Regions from separate parts of the Homo sapiens genome. Here region 2 is linked to region 1. A link is an interaction called in ENCODE POLR2A ChIA-PET data of the cell type or tissue named here. Cell type or tissue: Panc1. All regions are shown on one strand. Links, peaks and the distances in the headings refer to the core of each region. The heading gives the core; the rest is flanking DNA. Region 1 holds the start of ERBB2 (erb-b2 receptor tyrosine kinase 2). Region 2 overlaps IKZF3 (IKAROS family zinc finger 3).

Region 1 (8,898 bases), core at 557-8,556:
TCAGACCAGGGCCTGGGCCCAGGGTCTTTAGTTGAGAACCCTAGCTCAGCTGCTCACTGAGTGATCTTGAGCAAGTTCCCAGACCTCCAGGGCAGAAGCTAAATCGGATTCATCTCTATGCCCTGCAGTACCTGCAACTTGGTGAATATTTACTGACCTAAACTTGGCTGTAACAGCTCTTACTCCCTCAGAGGAGGTACATGAGAGTTAAATGAGGTAATGAATTGCGCAGCCATCTGTAAACATGACGAGGCTTTGTAAACAGAACTGGGACAACACAAACATTCGCTAGAATAATTCTCCCACTCCTTGAAAGAGTACACATCCCTTACCCCACCTCGGCTCTCTTCCCAGGGGGAGGATGGGTGGCCAAACATAAGATGGAGATGTCACTCTAGAGGGGCTTCTCACAGGTGGAGGGCAGGGAAGGAATCTCTTTCCAGATCATTCCATCACCCAAGGACAGGCACAACTACCCTGGGCCCCACCCCAGCCCTCCCAGCCGCAGCCCCACACTGGCCCCTCACGCTGACACTTCAGCTGTCTCTCTCACCCACAGCCCTGTGTGTCAACGTGGCCTCTGTCCCCTCCTGCCCGCAGCCCCCTGTCATGCTGGTAGGGCCCAAAAGGAAGACAGGCATTGGCTGGACAGGAAGGGAGAGGACTCTGAAGTCAAGAGGGAACCTCAGGGCCCCCAGCTCAGCTCCACTTTCTACAGCCTAGAGAAGTGGATGGAAAGGTCATTCGCCTGAACAAGAGGAGCGCTTCTCCTCCCATCTGGCCACCTGCCTGCCCCTAAGGCTTTGTTCAACCCATTATTGTTGGCTGGAATAAGACTCTAACCACCTCTTAATGCCTCCTCTTCAGAGTCCAAAAATTCCCTGGACATTACTGGGTAGCTGGGAGCCTTGGATAAGTTGCTTCATTTCTCTGAACTTCCATTTTCTCATCTGTGCACCTACTTCACAGGACTGTCACAGAGATTAAATGAAAGCATGGATAAAAACCTAGCATATAGGAAGTACACCGTACATTTCTTAAAAGTTAAGACAAGACAGGTTCATACAGCAGGAATATGGGTAATCCCAAACCACGAGAAAATTAAACATGCTTTGTGTTTGACTTTGGAATGCCACGTATTTTTTCTTTTTACATTTGATCCCTATCTTTTCAATTGTTTTTTTCTTGACAAATAAAATGAGTACTTTCCCCAAGTATAGTAAAGAGAGGAGGCTGTTGGAAGAATCATACTGGAATTAAAATATGAAGGAGTTCTGCAAGATTAAAAGGATGTATTTGCTGCAATTTGTAAAACCCATACCTCTAAGAAAGGATTTCAGAAAAATCCTGACCCCTCTGGGGCTCCCCCTAGGCCTCCCCTTCCCCCACATTCCTGCCCCAGACCTCACCCCTTGGGTAAAATCTGGGTGCTGGAGGCAGCTGGGTGGTATACTTTTTTTCTGAAACGGAGTCTCACACTGTCACCCAGGCTGGAGAGCATTTGCAATCACAGCTCACTGCAAGCCTCAACTTCCTGGGCTCAGGTGATCCTCCTGCCTCAGCCTCCGGAGTAGCTGGGACTACAGGCACGTGTAATCACATCCAACTAATTTTTGTATTTTTTGTACAGAGTTTTGCCTTGTTGCCCAGGCTGTGCAATGACTTTTTAACTAACTCCTGCACAACACAATCAATAGTGCAGGTTGAGGGGTGAGGACATGAGGAGGCCCCATCCAGAGAACCCAGCCCTCAAATCCAGCTCTGCAGCAACTGCCATTCCCTGATCAACTCCCAGCCCAAGGTGAGGAAGGGCAGCAGCTCAGCCTGACAGCTCAGTATGGCCTCACCCTTCTCATCAGAAGATGAGAGGTGAAGATGCTTGTCTGGGAAACAGGGAGGGCAAGGATGTACTCCCTGGAAGAGAGGAACCTTCTTCCTCAGCAAGAAGGCGTGGCCATAGAAGGCTACCTCCCTCTGTTTATGGCAGATCTGGCCCAGCACCTTAAGGGAGTTCCTGCAGAGGACAGAGTTCAGCCTGTGTCCCCAAGTCAGCAGAGAGACTGCTGTTTGGCAACACAAAGCCCAGACACACAAATACAAAGACCACACAACTGAGGAACACCCTGGCGTAGACCTGCAGAGATAACACGGCCATGCACTCACTCACAGAGGGCCCCTCGGGCAACACACAGCCACGATGACACCCACTCCCTCCCCAGACCCTCTGACCTATGGAGACCACCCACGACTCCCAGAACACTTTCATTTTGTCTCCCCTGCAGCCCAGTGACTCAGGGAGCAGTGTCCCTCATTGCTCCAGGTGCACTCATCCATATAGCGATTTCGAATGCATGGTTGGGGGTCGCACTGCCTGGGGTCCCATCTTGACCCCACCACTTACTAGCTGCTACTCAACCTCTGGACTGCTACTCAGTCCAGAATGCTGGCAGAACTTCCACTATAGGGGTGTTCTAGGATTAAAGGAGAATGCATGCAAAACACCACAAACAGTTCCTGGCAGAGTATACCTGGCCCAGGCTATATGTTAGCTTTTATGATTAATGCACACAGGTGGACAGATGGGTCAGGATACACACTGCCCCCACTCACCCTTCCCCACGCACAGCACCAAGGAAAAGGCAGCAGAACAACGCAGCCCTCCCTAGGCTCCCATCTGGCCTTATTTCTTAGCTTCCTTCTCTGGGAACTCTCCCACTTTACACCCCAAGAAACCCACCCCCACCCCTCCATGGTCCACGCGCTCCAAAAGTCACAGAGCACAGTCCCTAAGCTGGCCCCAAGAATCTGTTCAAAGCAAACGTCTCCCCCGCCCCCAACCCAGACCCCAGCAAGAGGCCACCCTCCGGGCCACCCTTTCCTCCCCGGCTCTGGTTGGGACAGGTTGCTATGCCACCCTCCACTCCACCACACACACACACACCCGACCCCGCCAGAAGCAGGAGCAACCAAACCAAAATCGTCTGAAGGGGAGCGGGGAGGGGCTGGAGGAGGGGCAGGGCAGAGGACCCCCCCAAGGAATCCAGCCCAGGCCAGTCCGGAGGCGGAGGCTGCCAACTGGAAAGGCTTTGAGAAAGCTTGAGGGGGCTCAAGAAGGGGGGAAACGCGCGCGCGCGCTCTACGCAATACACCCTTTGCGGGAAAACTTTCTGAACAATTTCAGAGAACTTCTTTGACAAGTTCCCGGAGCCCCTCGGAGCCTGGAAAGCGCCAGTCTCTTGGATGGGCCATCTCGAGCCGCTGCCGTGTAACTGCCCCCTCCCGCCCGAGGGCCCCAGGGCCCGGCTGCCCTGAGCGTCTCGACTGTCCACAACTTCGGGATAGGAGAGCTCGTCCGGGCCCCTCTGGCCCCGCCGGCCGCGGGACCTCGGCGGGGCATCCACAGGGCAGGGTCCCGCCGCTGCTCCGTCCCCTCCCCACACCAGACCCACCTTGGGTGCTCGCGGCTCCGGGGGGCAAGAGGGCGAGGAGGAGCCCCCAGCGGCACAAGGCCGCCAGCTCCATGGTGCTCACTGCGGCTCCGGCCCCATGGCTCCGGCTGGACCCGGCTGGGAGGGCGCGGGGCGCGGGGTGCTGCGAGGGGTGGGGGCCGGGCGCGCGGCGCAGTAAAGGGCCCCGTGGGAAGGGGCGCGCGGCTGCCCGGGGGGCTCCCCTGGTTTCTCCGGTCCCAATGGAGGGGAATCTCAGCTTCACAACTTCATTCTTATACTTCCTCAAGCAGCCCTCCTCCTCCACCTCCTCCTTCTCCTGTGATTGGGAGCAAGCGCGCTCCCAGCTCGCCCCCTCCAACTGCATTCCAACAAGTCTGGGAGTGGCAACTCCCAGCTTCACTTTCTCCCTCTCTTCGCGCAGGCCTGGGTGCGTCCCTCCTAGCGCCGGGACGCCTGGGTTGCCTGCAGCCGTTCTCACACTTTTCCTCGGAGAATCCCTAAATGCAGAGGCTGGTGACTCTGCCCCCTCCCCCGGAGTCCGGGATAAATTCCCTAGGCTGCCACTCTTAACACCCTTTTAAGTCTCAGGTTTTATCTTAAACTTTCCTGGGGAGCTTGCATCCTACTCCATCCCAAGCCTATTTGTTTTAATATCAAATAATGGTTTTCCCACCACATCCTCTAGTAAAATTGATAGTCAAGGAGGGGGATGTGTTGTGTTTACCTTGTGGCTTCCAGGACCCCCGGGGCATATCTTCTGGAATCTTTGAAGTATCTGAAAAGCATGATCTTAAGAGGGTCTACAAATTTGGGAGGAGACAGTCACATCGAAAGGACTTTTTTTTTTTTTTAAACGAACTTTTGCTCTTGTTGCCCAGGCTGGAGAGCAATGGCGCGATCTCTGCTCACCACAACCTCTGCCTCCCTGGTTCAAGTGATTCTCCTGCCTCAGCCTCCCGAGCAGCTGGGATTACAGGCATGTGCCACCATGACCAGCTAATTTTTTGTATTTTTAGTAAAGACAGGGTTTCTCCACGTTGGTGAGGCTGGTCTTGAACTCCCAACCTCAGGTGATCCTCCCGCCTCAGCCTCCCAAAGTGCTGGAATTACAACCACGAGCAACTGCACCCAGCCCAAAAAGACTTCTATCTCAATTCTTCAAAATGCACCCTTCTTGCTTATTTAAGGAGGCACCCAGCACCCAATGCATTCAAGGTTTCTTCTTTGCCCCTTGCCTTCTATTAGCCTGCTTAATTCCACTTCTCAACCACATTCTATTTGGAGCCCCTGACCCTATTCCTTAGGCCTAGTGGTAGGGGTGGGGATGGAAGGAAGACTTTTTTTTTTTTTTTTAATTTCAACAAGATATTGCATGGGACATATTTATACTAACAAATTATTCATTGTTTATCTGAAATTCAAATTTAACTGGGCCTCCTTATTTTTATGTGCTAAATTTGGCAGTTCTAGTTGGAATGCCCCAGCCAAGAATGCAGCTATACTGGTCAAGAAGGGATCAAAGGCACCTATCAGGGACTGGAGAATGAAGGACACCAGCATCTCTTTCTCTCTTCCCTCCCCCCCATCTCCCACACCTCTTTACAGGTATACACTTGCATTTCTAAACTTGCTTCCATGTGCTGAGCACACTTAAAGCAGGCACCTCTTGTGGGACAGGTTGCTATGCCATCCTAGGGAGTTGAGAAACAGGGGCCTCTGGGACCAAGAGGACCTGGGTTCAAATCTTGAATCTGGCCAGTCGCGGTGGCTCACACCTGTAATTCCAGCACTTTGGGAGGCCGAGGCAGGCAGATCACGAGGTCAGGAGATCGAGACCATCCTGGCTAACACGGTGAAACCCTGTCTCTGCTAAAAATACAAAAAATTAGCCAGGTGTGGTGGCGGGTGCCTGTAGTCCCAGCTACTCAGGAGGCTGAGGCAGGAGAATGGCGTGAACCTGGGAGGCAGAGCTTGCAGTGAGCTGAGATTGCGCCTCTGCACTCCAGCCTGGGAGACAGAGTGAGACTCCGTGTCAAAAAAAAAAAAAAAAATCTTGACTCTATTCCATATCAGTCATGTCACCTTGGGCAAGTGACTGAGCATCTCTGGTCTCAGTTGGCTCATCTGTAAAACAGCATCTGACATACTATGCTGGGGTTAAAGGAGATAATGCTCTGGAAGCACTCAGCGCAATACTTGGCACATAATAATTGCTCAATAAATGGTCCCAGATTTAGTTATACTGGGGCAGATCTAGGTTTTGTGGGGCCTGAAGCTTATATAATTTGGGAAACTCTCTTTAAGAAAGTAATACAAAGTTGGCCGAGTATGGCGGCTCATGCCTGTAATCCCAGCACTTTGGGAGGCCAAGACAGGCAGATCACGAGGTCAGGAGTTCGAGACCAGCCTGGCCAACATGACAAAACCCCATCTCTACTAAAAGTACAAAAATTAACTAGGTGTGGTGGCAGGCACCTGTAATCCCAGCTACTCGGGAGGCTGAGGCAGGAGAATTGCTTGAACTCAGAGGGCAGAGGTTGCAGTGAGCTGAGATCTTGCCACTGCACTCCAGCCTGGGTGACAGAGTAAGACTCCATTGAAAGAAAGAAAGAGAGCAAGAGAGAGAAAGGAATTGAACAGAAAAAGACCCTAGCACGGCTGGGTGCGGTGGCTCATGCCTGTAATTGCAGCACTTTGGGAGGCCAAGGCAGGTGGATCACCTGAGGTCGGGAGTTTGGTACCAGCCTGACCAACATGGAGAAACCCTGTCTCTACTAAAAACACAAAATTAGCCGGGCATGGTGGCGCATGCCTGTAATCCCAGCTACTCGGGAAGGCTGAGGCAGGTGAATCGCTTGAACCTGGGAAGCGGAGGTTGCGGTGAGCCAAGATCGCGCCATTGTACTCCAGCCTGGGCAACAAGAGCGAAACTCTGTCTCAAAAAAAAAAAAAAAAAACAAAACAAAAAAACAACCCTAGCACATTCATATAGTAAGGATAAGGTGGAGTTTTGTACAGGTATCCAGAGTGATAATGTAAAATTAACTTATTCCTTGGACCGCTGTCACAAACATTCGAGAAATATTGCTGTGTATGGAACACAGCAGCCCTTCTGGATGGCCATCAATATCCCTATTTTCTCTTGAGCTGGTGTTAGGGTTAGGGTGAGGATCAGGGGAACTGAGGTAAGCAATTTGCCCAGGATGTCTTAGGGCTAGAGAGAAAAGTTGGGCATGTATCAAAACTGACCCCTTACTCTCACCCCATCATCCAGCCCAGGACCTGGTCAACCTGCCTCTCAGTCCTGCAGCTTACAGCCCTGCGGGAAGAGGATGCGCTGACCTGGCTCCAGGAGTCACTGGTTCATCACACCACACCTTGGAGGGCTTGCACCTGGATGAGTGTGCAGGCAGCCTTAGAGGCCATCGGGATGTTAGGATCAGGGTTAGAGGTGTCCTTTCTCCCCAGGCCCCACCCCTGCCCTGCTGTTGTGTCCGGAAAGGTTAGTCCAGTCAGGAAAGCTACTGTGGACGCCATGCTTCATTGGACCCTACTCTGTGCCACTCTGACCTACAGCCACGTTCCTCAGAACACTGAGTCCCCAAGACTCCAGAGGAGGCAGGTGTTATCATTCCCCATTTTGCAGAAGAGGAACCTTGAGCCTTGAGATTCCACGAGCTAAAGGAACTTTCCCAAGGTCACAGAGCTGAGCTGGGAACTGAGCCATGGCAGATTTGGCTTCACCCATTACCCTCAAGAGCCCCAGTCAAGGGTACCAAGAGGGGAGACAGAGGAAAGAAGTCCAGGTAACTGTAGGTCCCTCCCTCTACAAAGATCCTGCTTCCCCCCTTCACTCTCCACCCCCCCGCCCAAGCAAACCCATCCTCTCTGCATCCCAAATCCCAGGAAGAAACCCGGACTGGCAGACAATGCCCAGTCCCGGTGGGCGGTAGAGAGGGTGGAGCAAGCTGGAGAGGGGGCTGGAGTGGGGATGGGGGGAGGAGCTGGGGTCAGAACTCACGCCCTGGGGAGGAGGCTCGAGAGGGGCCGAGCCTCTGAAAAAGAATGAGCCCATTCAGAGCTGGGAAGCCAGAGGAAAAAACCTCGTCTGGTGTCTGACAAGAGGAGAGGAAGGGGGGCAGGGGTGGGCGCTGCTGATTCGATTTCCTCCTTAACTGTCCCTCCAGCAGGGCCTGGCAGGAGAGCCCAGGAAAGAGGATGTCTGAGGGACAAAGACAGCGAGGGGGACCCTCAGGGAAGGGAAAGGGGTGCTGGTGAGAGGGGTCTAGCTAGGGGGCTGGGGAGAGGGAGTGGGAACAGAGTGGGGCTGACTGCGGGACAGAGGGCAGCAAACTCAGATCAGGGCAGATGCGTGTGTTTTGCCCAAGACCCCAGCCTGTGGGCAGTGGAGTGACCACTGACACTGAAGAGGCAGGACAGGGCTCTAGCTTCCGAGGGTGACCTCTAAGTCAACAGGCTGGGGCTGCAACCAGCGGCCTGTGAAATGCCAGTCAATCATTGACCAGCCATGGAGACTGGGGGGCACAGGAGACGTGTGTGTGTGTGTGTGTGTGTGTGTGTGTGTGTGTGTGTGTGTGTGTGTGTGTATGCATGCACCAAAGTCTCCTCCCTCTACCTACTTCACCAGCCAGCTTGGGGTCAGAGGACTGAAAACAAACAGAAATCGGGAGGAGTCGTCTGGTCCACAGTCCGATGTCCAGGCCACAAACTGAGGCCTACCCCACAGTGCCTTGAGGCTGAGGCACAGGTTGCTGGGGAAGTGACTGTAGGAATTAGTTCATTGGAAAGAGTTCCTCAGAGTAGGCTTGAGGTGTCCCTTTGGGCCAAAGGAGGATAACTTAGAAGCTTCTGATAGGAAAATTGGTCCTTCCTAGGGGTGGCCCTTGATGAGCACTTGTATCCTAACCATGGGGAGGCCACTCCCTGAGCCCAGGATTAGCCCTAGTCTCCAGGACAGCAAAGGGGCAGAGCCAAGCTTGCCAGACACTCTGACCCTGGGCCCCTCTTACCCACATCTCAGGAATGCAGGCCCAGGCCCCAGGAGTAGCTTTTATCTCTCCCCAGGCTGCTCTGCTGAAACAAAAAGCACTCTTCTGTCCTGCGACTCACCTCACTTTTGTGCATGTCCACAACAGTACATGTCACTCTCATCACTGCCTGCGCAGGCATGGCTGCCAGGGTCTGAGTCTCTGTGCTGCACTGCGTTTGTCCTGGCCATTCTACTGGTGCCCCCGTTTTATCTGTGACTCTTTGCTCAGGGAGTAGCTTTGCATGTGGTCTTGAATATAGCTTTGCTTTGCCACCTGAAATAGAAGAGTTGGACAGAATGGTTCCTGGTCACAATATTTTCGGATTTGGTATAGGGACAGTGACCCCTTCAACCCCCATACTTGTCCCTTGAAAGCCCCACTGAGCCATCCTTCTCCTG
Region 2 (8,898 bases), core at 659-8,658, 110 kb before region 1:
TCCCATCCACCGACATTTGAACAAACACTACTTAATGGTCCATTATTACTCTTTTCATTACTTGGAGCCCAGAACTCTCTCTTGCATTTTTATATGACCTATTCCTTACTTACCATCAGCTTGATTTTCCGGTTCTAGTCCTTCAGGTTGTACTAGTTCTCTCTCTCTCTCAGACTGTAAAGAAAAGATAATTCTTTATTTTCTTATTTTGTCTTACGAGAGAACTCACATTCCTGAATGAACCCTCAGTGAACTTCCCCAGGTGCATTTATATCACTGCTGCTTTGCAGTCCAGAGATAGTGCTCATTAACTAATTAATAACCACAGCCTAGTAAAACACACTAAATTATTAACAGAACAGAAAGTGAGACAGTATGGTCCATAAAAGCACAAAATATAACAAAGAAGTAATATATCCTTATGTATCTGGATCCTTATGAATTTTAGCCCAATTTAGAAAGAGCAAAAATCAGTAGTTAGGTATTTGTCTGAAATCGATAATAAAATAACTAAGTATGGGAAATGTCCAATCAGGCCAACTCTTTTATACTTGATTTTTTAACCTTCCTTTCCTACTGTCAAGTAGCGGGTGCCCTTGTGTTTTTCAACAAGCTAATTCTTGTTAATTTTGTTGAAAGGGAATGAAATCAGTTGTACAGGAACAAAAGGAGTTAAAAATAGTCTTCTGAGCATTTGTCATATGGAAGTAATCATAGCTCAGAAACTATACTTACCATGATGCTTCTTGTAATCATTGGTGAATGGGTAGCTAAACATTCCCATTTTGAGACAGAGTCAGTATCAGAGTCAGTATCAGAGCTATCAATTTTATTTTGTTTTGTTTATCTGTATAGATTTCTTTTTAAAACAGCTTTAATGTGGTTATAATTTACATACTTTAAATGTTCAATTCAATGACTTTTCTAGTAAATTTACAGAGCTGTACAACTACCACCATGTTTTAGAACATTTCCATCACCCTAAAAAACCCTTTGTACTTGTTTGTAGTTGATCCCCATTCTTGCCTGCAGCCTCAGGCAACCACTAATTATTTCTGTCTCTAAAGATTTACTGTTTCTGGGTATTTCATATAAATGGAATAATACCATATGTAATATTTTGTTTCTGGCTTCTTTTACTTAGCATAATGTTTTTGAAGTTCATCTATGTTGCTGCATGTATCAGTAGTTTGTTTCTTTTATTTCTTTTTTCTTAAAATTTTTGAGATGGGATCTCACTGTGTTGCCTAGGCTGGTCTCAAACTCCTGGGCTCAAGTGATCCTCCCACCTCAGCCGCCCGAGTAGCTGGAAACATATAGAGGCCCCGTCTCTACAAAAAAAAAAAAAAAAAAAAAAAAATTTAAATAGTCCCAGCTACTCAGGAGACTGAGGTGGGAGGATTGCTTGAGCCTAGGAGGTCGAGGCTGCCTAGTGAGCCATGATCATGCCGCTGCACTCCAGCCTGGGTGACAGTGAGACTCTGTCAAAAAAAAAAAAAAAAAGAATATCATTGTATTTATATAGTACATTTTGATTATCAATTCACTGTTTGGTGGACATTCAATTGTTTGCATTTTTTAGCTTCTATGAACATTTATGTACAAGTCTTTATGTGGACATAGGTTATCACTGCTTTTGAGCAGATACCTAGAATTGTTGGCTTGTATGGTAAATTTATGTTTAATTTTATAAGAAACTACCCCTATATTAGTTATTGATTGCTGTGTGACAAATGACCCCAAACCCTAGCAACTTAAAACATATTATCTCAGGAATACAGGCACAGCATATCTGGGTCCTCTGCTTCAGTCTCTCCCAAGGCTGCTAACAAGATACTGACCTGAACTGTGGTCTCATCTAAAGACTTGACTAGGGAAGGATCAGTTTCCAAGCTCACTCATGTGGTTGTTGTCAGGATTCAGTTCCTGAAGGCTGTTAGACTGAAGGCCTCGTTTCTTCACTGGAGGTTGGCCAGACACTGCCTTCAGCTCCTTGCTCTCCAGCTTACTTCATCTGAGAAGCTTGCAAGAAACACCACAGAGAGAAAGAGAGAGAGAGATGGAAGTCACAGTCTTTTATAACCTAAACACAGAAGAGACACCTTCCATCACTTTTCCATGTTTTTTTCATTAGAAGCAATCACCTAGGTCCAGCCCACACTGGAGGGGAATATTACACAAGGGTGTGAATGCTAGGAGCCGTTTTAGAAGGCTGCCCACCATACTGCCAAACTGTTTTCCAAAATGACTGTATCATTTTACACTCCCACCAGCAACGGATGAGGGTTCCATTTTCTTCACATCCTTGCCAGCGCTCTTTATTGTGTCTTTTTTATAGTAGCCATTCTAGCAGGTGTGAAGTGGAATCTCATTATGGTTTTAATTCACACTTCTCTAATGACTGAGGATGATGAGCATCTTTTCATTGGTCTGTTGTCCATTCATATAATTTCCTGGTGAAATGTTAATTCACATCTTTTGTGCGTTTTAAAAATTTTATTTATTACCTTAGAAAAGCTAAAGACTACTTTCGTGCATTTTAAAATTGGATTATTTGTCTTACTGAGTTGCAGGATATTTTCATTTATGAATCATGTTTTCAGTGCTGTATCTAAGAAATCTTTGCCTGTCTCAAGGTCATGAACATATTATGTGCCAGCTACTATGCTACGCCTATATATACATTATTTTGCTTAATTTCATTACTGTAACAGCCCTATTAGGTATAGATATTATCATTACTGCAACACAAATGAGAAAATTCACGGAAGTCAAATTACTTGCTGAGGTCACACAGCTAGTTAGTACAACTTGAACCTGGGTTCTGTCTTACTCCAAAGCCCATGCTCTTTTATCAGAAACTTAAAAAAAAAGAAGTCATTCAACTCTATTTTCAGTGGAAAAAAATAAGTTAAATACCATATTGTTCCTTCCCTGTAATTACCAATACCCATCCAATATTACTTGAATATTGTTAGTAGAAACCTCTCTGTGATCATTAGAAGCTGCTGTTTGAAATAGAAAGGACATAGATTGCAGTTTGTTGGCCAGATTCTATTCTAGTTTTATTCTGCCAGACAATATTCCCTCTGCAGTTTCCAGTAGAGCTAGGATGCATCTTTGCTTGCAGCCTTGAAGTATGTTACTGGGCAGCTGTTAAGCAGTTGTTACACTTTATCCCCAGGGATGAACATGTTCCAGTGACAAGATAGCTCATTCCCTTGTGTGCTTTTAATGTTGTACATTCACCCAGGAGAAGTCAGTGCTGAGTTTCTTCTATTATTTCTCAGTGCTCTAATTCCATTATTTGAGAACCAGGGAAGAAGGAAGGGAAGAACCAGAGATGGGTAAAAGTCTAAATAATATGTTACAGATGGTAAATGTTAATTTTTATTTTGTATTTTAATGTAATGCTAAAAAGAACAAGAGTCTTCTAATTCTTAATCCTTATACTCATTTCCTTCTCATCCAAGAATCCTTTATACGCTTTGGGTCTGATTGTTATACCTTGAGTTAGAAATAACAATTTATTTTTTCCCTCTGTCTTCGGCTAATATGCTAGCTTTAGGCAAAATTGCAATCTGTACAATTTTTAAAAACACTGTCAACCCTAATTTTGTACTTGAAGCAAATAATAGTATAGTTGTTCACGCTTTCCTTTCCTCCTTCTTATCTTCTTTCCTTCCTTACTTCCTTGTTTGTTTGGTAAGTAGTCACTGAGCTCTGTATCAGTGCTAAATGTTGATAGAAGCAGCATAATATACAGACGTTGACATCAAACAGCCACTATGTAGAGAGGACAACGGGGAATATTATAGGAAAAGCGGAGAAGAAATGGGAGAGATAAGGAGCTTGTTTGCAACTTGTTGAGTGTGAGATAAGTGTTGGAAATTCAGGAAGTGATTGTACATGTCAGGAAGTATATGTCTATGGCTTTCCAGGTCTACCGGAAATAAAAATTTGAGAGTCAACAGCAATAAAAACTTGGATCAGGAGACAGAGTATGTAAAGTGAAAAGGCAAAAGTTTCAAGAAATAGGCCCTAGGAAATAATTCACATCTAGGAGATAGAGAAAGAGGAATAAACAGAGGATATAAGTAAATAAGTGAGGTAGGAGTAGGACCAGCAAAGAATAAGCCAAGGAAAGAGATTTAAAAAGCAGGGACTGGCCAGTGGCATCCTATTGCAAAATGGTGGAGCAGGAAGGGCAGAAGCCAGACCACAATGGGCAAAGAAGTCAACTAGATGACTGGCTATCACTGTGGGCCATGGACCTTATTCTGATGCATTAAGAGAAACTACATACTGCATGACAGCATCAGAATCTTGTAGACAAGTTAGGGGTCTATTGTGATCTACTACTTCTTCTCTGCCTGGCCTAGTTATCATCACTAAATTGGTTCAGGCTGCCCAAGAAGTTCATTCATTCATTCATTCAATTTCTTTTTTTTTTTTTTTTGAGACAGAGTCTCGCTCTCACCCAGGCTGGAGTGCAGTGGAGCTATCTTGGCTCACTGCAACCTCTGCCTCCTGGGTTCAAGCGATTCTCTTGCCTCAGCCTCCTGAGTAGCTGGGATTACAGGCGCGTGCCACTATGCCCAGCTAATGTTTTGTATTTTTAGTAGAGACAGGGATTCACCATGTCAGCCAGGCTGGTCTCGAACTGCTGGCCTCAAATAATCTGCCCGCCTTGGCCTCCCAAAGTGCTGGAGTGTTGGGATTACAGGCATGAGCCACCACACCCGGCCCATTCATTCAATTTCTAAAGTAACGAGGCCCTTGTTAGGTTCTGGGGACACAAATATTATTTAAACCTGGTCCCCACCTTGAAAATACTCCTAGTCTATATGGGAGATAAATACACTAATTGTGATATAACACAAAACATGCTATATACACCAAGAACTACTTATGCTCTGGATATAGAAGACTTTTTCATTCCTTCCTTTACCTGTGACCCTGAGTTTGGTATTGTGACAGTCAGAATGTTTTTTAGCCAATTGTATTTGGATGACAGTTTTTGAATTTTACTAAGAATTGTATTTTAACATGCTTTAAACTTTTTCATTCCTGTTTTTAAAAAAGATAGAGTGGCTGGGCGCGGTGGCTCACGCCTGTAATCCTAGCACTTTGGGAGGCCGAGGTGGGCGGATCATCTGAGGTCCAGAGTTCGAGACCAGCCTGACCAACATGGAGAAACCCTGCCTCTACTAAAAATGCAAAATTAGCAGGGCATGGTGGTACATGCCTGTAATCCCAGCTACTCCGGAGGCTGAGGCAGGAGAATGGCTTGAACCCGGGAGGTGGAGGTTGCTGTGAGCCGAGATCGCGCCATTGCACTCCAGCCTGGGCAACAAGAGCGAAACTCTGTCTCAAAAAAAAAAAAAAAAGATAGAGTGAATATTCTATGCAAGGGAATTTTGAATGAAAAAGGAAGTTTTTTTTCTTTCGGATTTACAAATGAAGTTTCTACCAGGTAACTACTTTAGTCTATGCTTGTTTAGGCAACATCTAAAACTTCAGCCTCTTTAAATGTATTTCATCCATTGTTTTTTGATGGGTAGCAGTTATTTCTCAAAAATATAAATACAAAAGAGTTTAATACATAGATGAAAATAATCAATAGAAAAAGTAATTGTTATAATGGGCAGAAATGAAACAATATACTTGTAGACTCTTTATAGTTTAGAAAGACCTTTCATACATCATGGCCTTCAGTCCTCACAATTCTAGATAAAGAATTATACCTGGCCCCATGACATTTGAAGAGCTTAGCCCAGCTGAGCAGCTGGAACCTTACCTACTGCTGATGTATAGTGTATTTCTGTTGTAAAAGTAGTAAATCTCCTCTTCTTCTAATGGGGAAGCAAAGAATTGCACTGAAATTATTAAGCAAAATTATTTTTATTATTATGCCCATGAATGAGCTATTTGATAGTCAGATAAGGCAAAAATTAATGTTATTAGTAAAATTGAGGGTAGTTCCTTTGCAAATGAAACTTTTTACATGCTAATGCTCTTGTGTTTGAAGTGATGTGATTTACTGATGGCCAGTTTAGATTCTTTTTTTTTTTTTTTTTTGAGACAGGTCTCATTCTGTTGCCCAGGCTGGCTGGAGTACAGTGGCATGATCACAGCTCACTGCAGCCTGGACCTCTCCAGGCTCAGGTGATCCTCCCTTCTCAGCCTCTTGAGTAGTTGGGACTACAGGCATGCTGTATTCCCAGCTATTCCCAGGTATTCTACCATACCTGGCTATTTTCTCATGACTTTAATTTTTTTTCTTTTTTTTTTTTTTGAGACAGGGTCTCGCTCTGTCTCCCAGGCTAGAGTGCAATGGCATGAACACAGCTCACTGCAGCCTTGACCTCCTGAGTTCAAGGGAATCTCCTGCCTTAGCCTCCTATGTAGCTGGGACAACAGGCACACACTACCACATCCGGCTAATTTTTTGATTTTTTGTAGAGACAGGGTCTTACTTTGTTGCCTAGGCTGGTCTCAAACTTCTGGGCCCAAGCGATCCTCCCACCTCTGCCTCCTGAAGTGCTGGAGTTACAGATGTAAGCTATTGCACCTGGCCAAAAATGTATTTCAATGAGAACTTAAATCTATAGAATTTTATCCAAACCTGTATTGAGATATCAGTATTTCATCTCTCTTTTTTTTTTTTTTTTTTTTTTTTTGAGATGGAGTCTCACTCTGTCACCCAGGCTGGAGTGCAGTGGTGCGATCTTGGCTCACTGCAAGCTCCGCCTCCCGGGTTCACAGCATTCTCCTGCCTCAGCCTCCCGAGTAGCTGGGACTACAGGTGCCCGTCACCATGCCCGGCTAATTTTTTATATTTTTAGTAGAGACAGGGTTTCACCATGTCTTGATGGTCTTGATCTCCTGATCTCGTGATCCGCCTGCCTCAGCCTCCCAAAGTGCTGGGATTACAGGCGTGAACCACTGCGCCCTGCCAGTATTTCATCTCTTGTTAGCCTGATTTACCTTTTCCAGTTTTTTCCTAATTTAAAAATAGGCATTTTCAAAATTAACAGACGTCCATTATTTTAAATTTTAAAAGAGAAAAAAAGAAAACATAATAGATTTTATAAATCAATGACCAAAAGTTTAGTTTGCATTGAAGCTTTATAATTTTACTGGTTAGCAAATATTAAAACTTTCCTTACTCTTTAGTTCTAAAAATATCATCGGTTTCTCTCTCTCATTACTTTACATGCAAAAATGTAAATTAGAAAATGAAAATGACCCATCGTTTCAGTGTTCTTCTTCCTAATACAAAGAGGTCATTGTGGGAGAGAAGTATAGACATTAATTTTATAAGGAAAACTGTTCTAGTTCATCTGTTTGTGCTAGATTGGGCGACAGTAACAAACTTTGTAGACTGAATACCTACAATACATATATTTCCCATTTTGCTCTTTAGTGCTTCAAGCTTCTAAATCCTATTAACAGCTGTCAAAACCTGGTAAACTATTTAGATGCTTTCACAATTTGTTTAATTGGATAGTTAGAAAATGGCGTGCTAGAAAAGCCCCCCCCCACCCCCTTTCTTTTAGCCTGGCTGAACATCTGTAGCATTAGGGCCTCATTATCTCTGAATTGGCATAGCAAATCAGTGGCATCATTAAAATGCCACATTAAGATGATTAAGCTTCTTTGTTATCCAGTTGACTTTTGCATTTGCTGAAGATTTCATGGTTATGACCCCCGATCCTTGTAAAACACTTAAATAACATCACCCTTTTGTGCCTTCCCTAACAGCCTCTATCTTGTTTTGTCCCTTCTCACAATATCTCCGGCAGACCTGAGGATATTACTTCCAACTTTGTCCTTCGTAGAGTTGGATTCTGAGATCTCATAGTTTAAGGTGGAAATTCAGAATCTCTTTTTTCCACTGGGAAATTCCTAGTATCAACATGCTCTCCAAGATACCCAAGTTGTCTATTCTGTTTGCCATCTTTGATAGGTTCTTCTCTCCAACTGAGCATTTTATGTGCCTGTAAAAACAAACTGAGGCACAGTTGGCTGAGACTGCTATTGCCCCTGAAGGATTTAGATGTTGGATCCTTTCCAGGACCCATTGTTTTTGCAGTGTCTCAGGTGAAACCAAAAATGTCTGCTCTGGAGTACAAGCCTTTCATGTGATAACCATCACCCCAGGAAATGAAACCATGTGCATCAGCCCCAGTGAGCCAAACCTTTGTTCTCTTCAGCCTACAAAATTCTCTCTGGGGTGTGTGTGTGTGTTCGTGTGTGTCATCTTCCTAAGAGGCCTGAAAACATAGACAAAGATGGGAGCAATTGTACCCTAGAGTAGCTCCTTTAGAAAGTTTAGTTTAATCTAATTTCCTATGGGTTAGATTCAATTTAGACATCTTTTCCCTGCCTCTGGGAATGTATAGCAATTACCTTTATCAGCAATTTGTGGTTTGGTATATTCTTTTCTCCACAAGTTCAGTTATAAAAAAGGTATTCAGGAAGCCTTTAACTTTTTTTATTATAAAATAGATCATATGTACAAAAAGGCAAGTATAATTACATGTATAGATTAAAGAATAATAAGAAAACATCCATACACCCACCACCTGACTTAAGAAATAAACTTTCACCAGTGTCTATGAGGCTTCTTGATAGTCTTCTAAGTGTCAACTTAAGATGTATGTCTAAGAAACCTGATATATATTATAAGAAGATTAGAATTTACAAAACCAAAACATGAGATTATTCATACTATAAAAGGTTTATTCACTTTACAAAAGACTTCAGGATACTATCAGGCAGTTCCCCAAATATATTCAAGTATTTGTTGCCAGGTCTTTAAGATTTTCTGCCTTTATTAAATGAACGGGTGTTGCCAGTCACTGACAACTGAAATCAGGGCAAAATAAACAT

Evidence for each region. ChIA-PET counts read pairs that join two places held together with the same protein. Peaks named below come from ENCODE experiments on the same cell type or tissue, not always from the same donor. Only the 100,000 strongest peaks of a DNase experiment are listed, where the experiment ranks them.
Region 2: POLR2A ChIA-PET joins it to region 1 with 6 read pairs; 2 of 35 experiments call an interaction of 5 or more read pairs at or near these places.

Annotation. Positions count from the first base shown.
Region 1 is chr17:39,694,863-39,703,760 of GRCh38, reverse strand. It overlaps ERBB2 (erb-b2 receptor tyrosine kinase 2), which reads right to left and starts at 3,697. Exons shown (of 27, transcript NM_004448.4): 1 at 3,450-3,697. The coding sequence starts at 3,522. RefSeq lists enhancers at 1,714-2,213, 2,214-2,715 and a silencer at 7,311-7,605. In Panc1, for the core only: no CTCF peak of the experiment used is centred there; no DNase peak of the experiment used is centred there; H3K4me3 peaks cover 2,419 bases; H3K27ac peaks cover 1,884 bases.
Region 2 is chr17:39,800,007-39,808,904 of GRCh38, reverse strand. All of the region lies in intron 3 of IKZF3 (IKAROS family zinc finger 3), which reads left to right. Among named protein-coding and RNA genes, the nearest start is that of IKZF3, 60 kb to the left of the region's middle. RefSeq lists a silencer at 7,943-8,143. In Panc1, for the core only: no CTCF peak of the experiment used is centred there; no DNase peak of the experiment used is centred there; H3K27me3 peaks cover 1,317 bases.